2 separate regions of the Homo sapiens genome follow, and region 2 is linked to region 1. The links are chromatin loops, found by intact Hi-C in ENCODE. Cell type or tissue: PC-9. All regions are shown on one strand. Links, peaks and the distances in the headings refer to the core of each region. The heading gives the core; the rest is flanking DNA. Region 1 has its middle 20 kb from the start of MDFIC. Region 2 overlaps FOXP2 (forkhead box P2).

Evidence for each region. A loop is a pair of places that touch in the nucleus more often than their neighbours do. Peaks named below come from ENCODE experiments on the same cell type or tissue, not always from the same donor. Only the 100,000 strongest peaks of a DNase experiment are listed, where the experiment ranks them.
Region 2: a loop joins it to region 1, with 2.8 times the contacts of the local background. A loop is called at or near these places in 2 of 110 quality-filtered maps.

Annotation. Positions count from the first base shown.
Region 1 is chr7:114,900,188-114,904,593 of GRCh38, reverse strand. No RefSeq gene overlaps it. Among named protein-coding and RNA genes, the nearest start is that of MDFIC, 20 kb to the left of the region's middle. In PC-9, for the core only: no CTCF peak of the experiment used is centred there; a DNase peak (open chromatin) is centred at 2,573; H3K4me3 peaks cover 461 bases; H3K27ac peaks cover 1,149 bases.
Region 2 is chr7:114,552,753-114,557,158 of GRCh38, reverse strand. The region is part of intron 3 of FOXP2 (forkhead box P2); the gene reads right to left. Among named protein-coding and RNA genes, the nearest start is that of MIR3666, 98 kb to the left of the region's middle. In PC-9, for the core only: no CTCF peak of the experiment used is centred there; no DNase peak of the experiment used is centred there.

The sequences.
Region 1 (4,406 bases), core at 201-4,200:
AATACAGAATGGGTAGTAAAAGAAGGTAGTCATCAATACCAACGATGACCACGTGACCAGCGGCAGAACCAAGGACTGTAACTGTCATGAGTATTTCCACCTTCTTTTGTTAAAAATATGTTTGTCCATGTATACACTTGTACTAAGAAAATATCTTCATTTTATTTTCTTTTCCTTTATCATGTGACATAAGATTTATTGACTTCATATCAGCATTTAAATATTGTTAACTTTATGTAATAGCATTTGGGTTGGGGATTGGTCCATTTCTGGTTGTACAAAGGACAGTTGTATTATGTTAGGCATAATTATGACATTATTGTCTTTATTTGAAGATTATATGTGATCTCAGGAGTTGTGTATGGGTTCAAGTTGAAAAGGGGTGGACTTGCCCAGGCACAGTGGCTCATGCTTGTAATCCCAGCATTTTGGGAAGCCGAGGCGGAAGAATCACCTGAGGTCAAGAGTTCGAGACCAGCCTTGCCAACATGGGGAAACCCTGCCTCTGCTAAAAATACAAAAATTAGCTGGGTGTGGTGGCTGGCACCTGTAATCCTAGCTACTCAGGAGGCTGAGGCAGGAGAATTACTTGAACCAGGGAGGCGGAGGTTGCAGTGAGCCAAGATCGCACCATTTGCACTCCAACCTGGGTGACAAGAGCAAGACACCATCTCAAAAAAAAAAAAAAAAAAGAAAGAGAAAGGGGTGGACTTGTGATGGTTAATACTGAATGTCAACTTGATTGGATTAAAGTATGCAAAGTATTGACCTAGGGTGTGTCTCTGAGGTCGTTGCCAAAGGAGATTAACATTTGAGTCAGTGGGCTGGGGAAGGCAGACCCACCCTTCATCCTGTGGGCACAATCTGATCAGCTGCCAGCGAATTTAAAGCTGGCAGAAATATGAAAAGATTAGACTGGCCTAGCCTCCCAGCCTACATCTTTCTCTCATGCTGGATGCTTCATGCCCTGAAACATCAGACTCTAAGTATTTCCGTTTTAAGACTCAGACTGTCTCTCCTTGCTCTTCAAGCTTGCAGATAGCCTATTGTGGAAACTTGCGATTGTGTAAGTTAATACATATATACATATATATATATATGTATGGGAGTTTATGTATATATATAGGGGATATATATATAGATAGATATAGGATATATATATAAAAGCATAGGATATATATATAGATAGATACTAATAGGATATATATATCCTATTAGTTCTGTCCCTCCAGGGAATCCTGACTAATACACTCACCTATGAGATTGTTGACATAATGCTTTCTTATGCATAGTTGGACTAAGGTGCCAGTTTTTCATAAGTTATTGACTACAGGCCTCATGCAATTTCTTGCTATATGTACCTCTCTATAAAATATCACAACGTGACACGTAGCTTCATCAGAGCAAGTGAGAAAGTGGGCAAGAGAGTGCCAGAAAGAGTGTGAGCAAGGGAGAAGACACCTGAAGACACAAGTGATATCTCATCACTTTTGTCATATTTGTTGGTTTGAAGCAGGTGACTAGGTGTAGCCTACCCTAAAGAAGAGTAGATCGCATGAGGGGGTAAATAGTAAGTGGTGGGGATCATTGGGAACCATATCAGAAGCTTCCTTCCATAGTGTGTTTAATCATCATAACCTTTCTGTGATATTCTCTAGAGTTTTCTTAATGCATGTATTTAAAGCTCTATGGTTAGAAAACAAATATAGTACCAAGAATCTACTTCCCAAGTCTGCATTTTATTCAAAAACTCTATTGAAGTGTTATTGTATATTTGTATGTCTTTTCTAAGAAAATTTTGCCTGCACTGAGATCACAGATTTTCTGTTTTATCTGGTGTCAGTTTTGGTAAACTGTATTTCAAGAAGTTAAAATTTTTGGCACAATGTTATCGTTAACATTCTCCTGTTACTCTTTTAATATGCATAGGATATGCCATGATAATCCATCACTTGTTCTTGATATTACCCACACTCTCTATCTTTCTGTATTTTCTTGTTCTGTCTAGTAGGGGCTTATCAATTTTATTGTTCCTTTTAAAGAATCCACTTTTTAATTCTAAAATTTTCTTGGTTGCTGGTCTATTTCATTGATTTCTACTCTATATTTTTCTTTTTTTTTCTATGCATAATGGGTTTAATTTGCTCTACTGTTTCTAGGTTCTTAAGGTGCATCATTGATTTGGAACTTTCTTCTTCTCACATAGAAATATTTAAAGCCATTATTTTCCCCCTAAACACTGCTTTAGCTCTGTATCACCAAGTTTGACATATTGTATTTTCAATATCACTGTTAAAAATATTATCTAATTTTCATTGCAATGTCTTCTAAGACCCATGAATTATTTATCAGTGAGTTGTTATTTTACAAATGTTCAAGGTTTTCCTGGGTATCTGTGATGGCTAATATTGAGTGTCAACTTCATTGGATTGAAGAATGCAAAATATTGTTCCTAGGCGTGTCTGTGAGGGTGTTGCCAAAGGGGATTAACATTTGAGTCACTAGACTGAGAGAGGCAGACCCACCCTCAATCTGGGTGGGCACCATCTAATCAGCTGCCAGCACAGCTAAGATAAAAGCAGACAGAGGAATGTGGAAGAACTAGACTGGCTGAGTCTTCTGGCCTCAATCTTTCTCCCTCACTGGATGATTCATGCCTTGAACATCAGTCTCCAAGTTCTTCAGCTTTTTGAATCTTGGACTTACACCAGTGGTTTTCCAGGGGCTCTGGAGCCTTTGGCCACAGACTGAAGGCTGCACTGTTGGCTTTTCTACTTTTGAGGTTTTGGGACTCAGACTGTCTTCCTTGCTCCTCAGCTTGCAGATGGCCTATTGTGGGACTTCACTTTATGTCTGTGTGAGTCAATACTCCTTAATAAACTCCCCTTCATATCTACATCTATTCTATTAGTCCTGTCCCTCTAGAGAACCCTGACTAGTAAAATACCTTATTGTTGCAAATTTCTAACTTGATTTTACTCCGCTCAGAGAATATACCTTGCATAATTTAATTTCTTTTAAATATATTGTGATTTGCTTAACTGCCCTGCAAATGCTCTTAGTAAACATACCATGAGTGCTATACTTAATATTTTGTATTGTAAATATCAGTTCGTTCAAATTTTATAATATTTTTCAGATCTTCTGTGTGTTTACTGATATTTTGTGTAGTTTTTTCTATAAATTTCTGAGAAGGTGGTGCTAAAAATATCTTTTGTGAGATACAGTTCTCCTTGGACCTCTTGCATTCCTATGTATTTTGCTGGGTGTGCCAATACTGCAAAGCTCTGATCCTTCTTTTACCTGGGCCATTTTTGGGGGTTGTTAATGTCACTGATAGCATTGAGAGAAAAAGTGCCATCCCCCAGCCTCCAGAAAAGCTGCGTACTCACCTACTGCTTGTAATAAAAGCAGTGGCTTCCCCAGTCTGAATTTCTGAGATACATTATGCACCCATCTGAGCCCATCCTGTTTCCCTCATGAGACTTGGGGGCAAAGAGAACTGATAGAAGTATGCTAATGCTTATGCTGCTTGCCATGAAAAATAATTCCTTTTTTTCTGACCCAAGAGCCTTGTATTTTCAGTCAGCATCCATGAAACAGTAGTTGGCTAATTTCTCATAAGTAGGGTAAATTCAAATACCAGATCCAATATTCTACTGTGATGATAGATTGATTTATTTCTCTTTATAATTCTATAAATTATTGATGAAGTAAAAAGCTATACTGTATAAGCCCATGTGGCAAGGAGTGGCAGGTGGCCTCCAAGAACTGTTAGAAGCCTCTAGGAATTGAGAGTGGCCTCCTGTTGATAGTTAGTAAAAAGTTGGAGCCCTCTGATACAGTTTGGATATTTGTTCCCCCAAATCTCATGTTAAAATGTAATTGCCAATGTTGGAGGTGGGACCTGGTGGGAGGTGTGTGGGTCATGGGACAGATCCCTCATAGCTTGTTGCTGTTCTTGTGATAGTGAGTTCTTGTAAGATCTGGTTATTAAAAAGTGTGTGGCACCCCCCACCACTCTCACTCTTGCTCCTGCTACCTCCATGTGATATACCTGCTCCCTCTTCACCTTCCACCATAATTGGGAGCTTCCTGAGGCCCTCACCAGAAGCAGATGACAGCACCATGCTTCTTGCACAGCCTGCAGAACTGTAAGCCAGTTAAACCTCTTTTCTTTATAAATTACCCAGTCTTAGGTATAGCAACAAAAGGACAGCTTAACAGGCCCACAGTCATACAAATAAATTCTGCAAACAATTGGAATGAGCTAGAGAAACAGGTTCTTCCCCAGTAAAGCTTCTAGATGAGAACTCGGCACAGCTGAACACCTTGATTATATCCTTGTAACTCTGAACTGAGGATTTAGTTAAGCTGTGCCTAGTTTCCTGGGCATAGGAACTAAG
Region 2 (4,406 bases), core at 219-4,218, 350 kb after region 1:
ACTCATTGTCCAACAATGTATGAAAACAGGGTTTGAGCCCAAGAATTTAATGTAGAGATTTATTAATTTTCAAGCAAAAGTCTTTCTTGCTTAATGTAAAAACTGTATTTTACATATTAATTTCAAGAAATGAAAAATAAAATTACTAAAAAAAGGAAAATAATATAGTAGGCAGAATAAAACAGCATAGTAACAGAGTAGATGTATTATATAGCATTTAGCTTGTTTTACAGTTTTTTCAAAAAACAATACAAAAGATCTTTAAAGTTACTAATTTTTTCTTAATAGAAATCTCACTGTATCTGATATTCTTATAGAGATATACTTTTAAGCAATAAACTAGAAAAAACTATTCAAAATAATTCTGAAGTGCATTTGTTGTGAACTTAATCAGAAAGCTTATCAGCATCAATAAATGCTGTGCTTATATAGGGTATTATGCTTTCATAGAAGAACTGACCATGGATGTCCTCAGAGTTTGTGGATGAGGCAAACCCTTTAATTACTTTTTGGTGGTCTTTTCCATTGGAATGTATTTTTGGATTAGAACTTGATTCAATGAATGAAGCATGAAGATTCACTGCAATATCTATTATATGTAAAGAAAAACACTATCATATTATAATTTTTTTCCAAATTCACAAAGTACCAGCATCTCTTTTACTGTATGCTTTACTCCTTAGGGGGGAGCAATTCAGATTATGATCACCCCTAGGAATGTATGCAGGGACTGGAGGATGTGGTAGTTCCTTTTCTGATCCCTGCAGGGGAAGCAGCAGCAGCCCTTGGATCAGCTTCTGCTTATCTGGTGTTGGTCTCAGTGGCAGCTCCTTTTCTTGCCAATAAGGATAAATGAGGAATAGAGACTGCATGTAGCATATACAGAAGCTTATCTTGTTGGCATCTCTGATTATGATTTGGTCCCTATAAGCCTCTTACCCCTCCTCATTTTGATGTGATGTAGGGGGAAGAAACCTGGAGGAAGAGGACTAGTGATTTAAAAACTAAAACTCCAGCAAAAAACTTCTTACCATTTGACATGAAAATTCTCATGATGCCAAGAAAACTCCAGTAGTAGTAGTCCATCACTGCCATTTGCTTTTTCTTTCATATTAAAAGTTATCTCATATATTGCTGAGTAAACATCTAATTTCATTACCAAGTCCACTGCCATGTCAGCAGTGGTTCCTGACAGGTAGAGATGAGGGAGGTATAGAAGACAAGGGAATAAAGAGATTCAGAGTCATTCCTGTAGAATCTTCTATTCGTAGTGATGATGGAGATCCCCTCCATGGTGGAGCCATGTAACTTTCATCCCTTCCTTTTCTCTATCTTTTTGTTTGTTTTTTTGTTTGTTTGTTTTTGAGACAGTCTTGCTCTGTTGCCCAGGCTGGAGTGCAGTGGTGTATTCTTGGCTCACTGTAACCTCCACCTCCTGGGTTCAAGTGACTCTCCTGCCTCAGCCTCCCGTGTAGCTGGGATGACAGGCATGTAACACCACACCTGGCTAATTTTTGTATTTTTAGTAGAGACGGGGTTTCACCATGTTGGTCAGGCTGGTCTCGAACTCCTGACCTCAGGTGATCTGCCCGCCTCAGTCTCCCAAAGTGCTGAGATTACAGGCATGAGCCACTGTGCCCAGCCCCTTTGCTCTATCTTAACCACAAAACAATATACCTGGGTTTCATAAAATGAAGACATTCAAGAAAAGATAATATTCACATGTAATACCTTGTCATCCCCTTGTCATTACTTTGATCTCATTTTCTAAAAATGAAAATGAAAAACCTGAACAGCAACTAAGAGGCACTATATTATCTGTAACAAAGGAGTAAAAGGCACATGGTTTCGAATCAGACTGACTTGAATTCACTTCCAGCTCAAACTACCAGCTACTTGACTGTAGATAATGTAATTTAACCTTTCTAAGCCTCAGGTGCCTATTCTGTGAAATGAAAGAGCATAAATAAATACATTACCAGGTACACAAAGTAAGCACTAAATATATGCTACCAAAGCAAATTAAAATTATAAATGCTTCAGGATCTCTGTTTTATTAGAGAAAAAAGTATTAAAAAAGTAATGGGAACATCTGACTTGTGAAACCTCTCTGGTTGATTCCTTGGTCTTCTTTTTCGCTGGCCCTAGTCACGCATGTAGATATGATGACTCATACTACTTGTCATTAAAGAGCCTAGAAGACTAGCCAGGGACTAAGAGGAAGCCCTTTTTTAGATACACGTGTCTGAATCCTGACATTAGGCAATCACAAAATCATCATACAGATACGTGGATGAACTAGTAGTAAAACGCAAAACACCAAAATTAGAATTTAAGCATTTTTAACATTAAAATACTATTGAAAGTAACTAGATGCTATGAAAAAAAATTAGTATTAAAATAAATGTAATGCAATTTCTGGAAAGAACTTAATTTATTGACAGTTTAGATCTATAAAGATGAAAAGCTAATATGAGTTCTAAATTAGAAAATATGTTAGGAGATCAAAAGCTATCATTGTAATCACTACCTACCACAATAAAAGAAAATAGTAGTCCAGAATCAACTTAAATTTTCAAAAAATCATAATGATTATACACATACTAAAAATAATACAGAATTGTCATTTTTACATATAAATAAGTTTACTGGGAAAGAAAATGTCAAATTTTAGAACTGTGTTACTATTAGAAATTACTCATTTCTAAGGCAGAACCAAGTTTCATTAGCCAATAGCTGCTCTGAAGAATAAAGCTAATTTACATTTAAAATAGAAGTACAGTCTACTCTTTAAAAGCACAATGGTAAACACACCAATTTGACAATTACATTAATATGAGTATTTGCATAATCTGTTTTCTACACCTGTTCTTAATTTGAAGCAGCTGCAAGACAAATCATATCACACTAATCTGAAAGGGCATTTGGATGTTCCAAACAGTAATCCATACATCTAATGTTTTGAAGATATTTTATTTTTTAAATGTTTCCTGACCCTAAAAATGGTAAAAATTTTTAGAAGCCATATTTAAAATTTGGTTAATATTAAAGAGGAATAAGCATAATACCAAATAATGCTATCCCTTACATTTTTGGTATCCTCTGTTATTGACATAATAATAGAGATTTTTATTTCTAGAGGTTTTTAAGTAATATGTATTTTGTTTATATGAAAAAGATTTAAAAGCACAATAAAAATATACCTAGAAAACATCAATAAGGAATGCAATCAGATGATCAATAGCAAATCCATTAATGAAGAACAGAGCAAAATTCTATAGATTATCTGAAAGTGTGTTTGCAGCATAGATCATTGTGGTATCTTTTTGATATTTCCTTTTTCAAAACTGGATTCCATTTATGTTTAGCAAATATTTCAAAATTTAATAAACAGAACTTTACTTTCATCTTTTAAAGGATCCAGCTTGTTTTTATGTGTATTCAAACACATACTCAGAGCTATCAAAAGGAAGTCAGTTTATTATTGTTACATATTCTTCTAGTTCATATACTTAAATTATTCAGCTAGATTCTAGCTGGTGGAATATAAGATGTAATCTGTCAACAAAACTGTCTCTCTTTAATCTTCTATTGTGAAAAGAAAATGAAGTTATAGATTTCTAAAGATGTTATTTATTTCTTGAAAAATTAATGAGAGCATGTACATTAATGAACTGGAGCAACAAAGGAAGTCAATGTGTTTAAGTGATGTTGAAGTCTGAAGAGGTAAACATTAAATGGCTGAATTCTTAGTTCAGTATTTCATTCAGAATTTTATTTTTACAAGAGCTCAGATAGTATGTGAAAAATAAAATACTAAACAAAATAATTGAAGTTTACATTTCTAAGACATTTTCATGTATATTATGCAGCAATCCTCATCACGTAAGAGAAAACTGAGGCTCAGGAGAGTTAAAGAACTTGCCAAGTGCTCGCATTTTGTAACAGGTTAAGACTTGGGTATCCTAACTCCAGCTCTATATTCGTTTCCATAACTCACTGATGTTTGTTTGAATGAAGAGCAGCTATTACAATAAATAAATAGGATCAAGGGTTTTTCCTAAAATACTTTGTCAGTTTTTTTTTAATTTCACAGTATCTAAAATGCTTCCACACATGGCTTCAAACATACTAGGGAAATACTGTTTCAAAAGTGACTGGGAGAGAGAACTATTTTCTATTTAGATAAATGTATTGCAATCTCTTACCAAGAACAGACTGGTTACTCTAGGAGTATAAAAACAATTTTTATTACTATATAATTTAGGCGATAAAGCTAAGTTATAGTGATTGTGAGAAAAGCAATTTTCACAGTCCTGACCTCTATATAATTATATTTCTAAATATTCCTTATTTTATTTTTCTTCATTAAAAACCTTACATATATAATTGAACACACAGAAAAG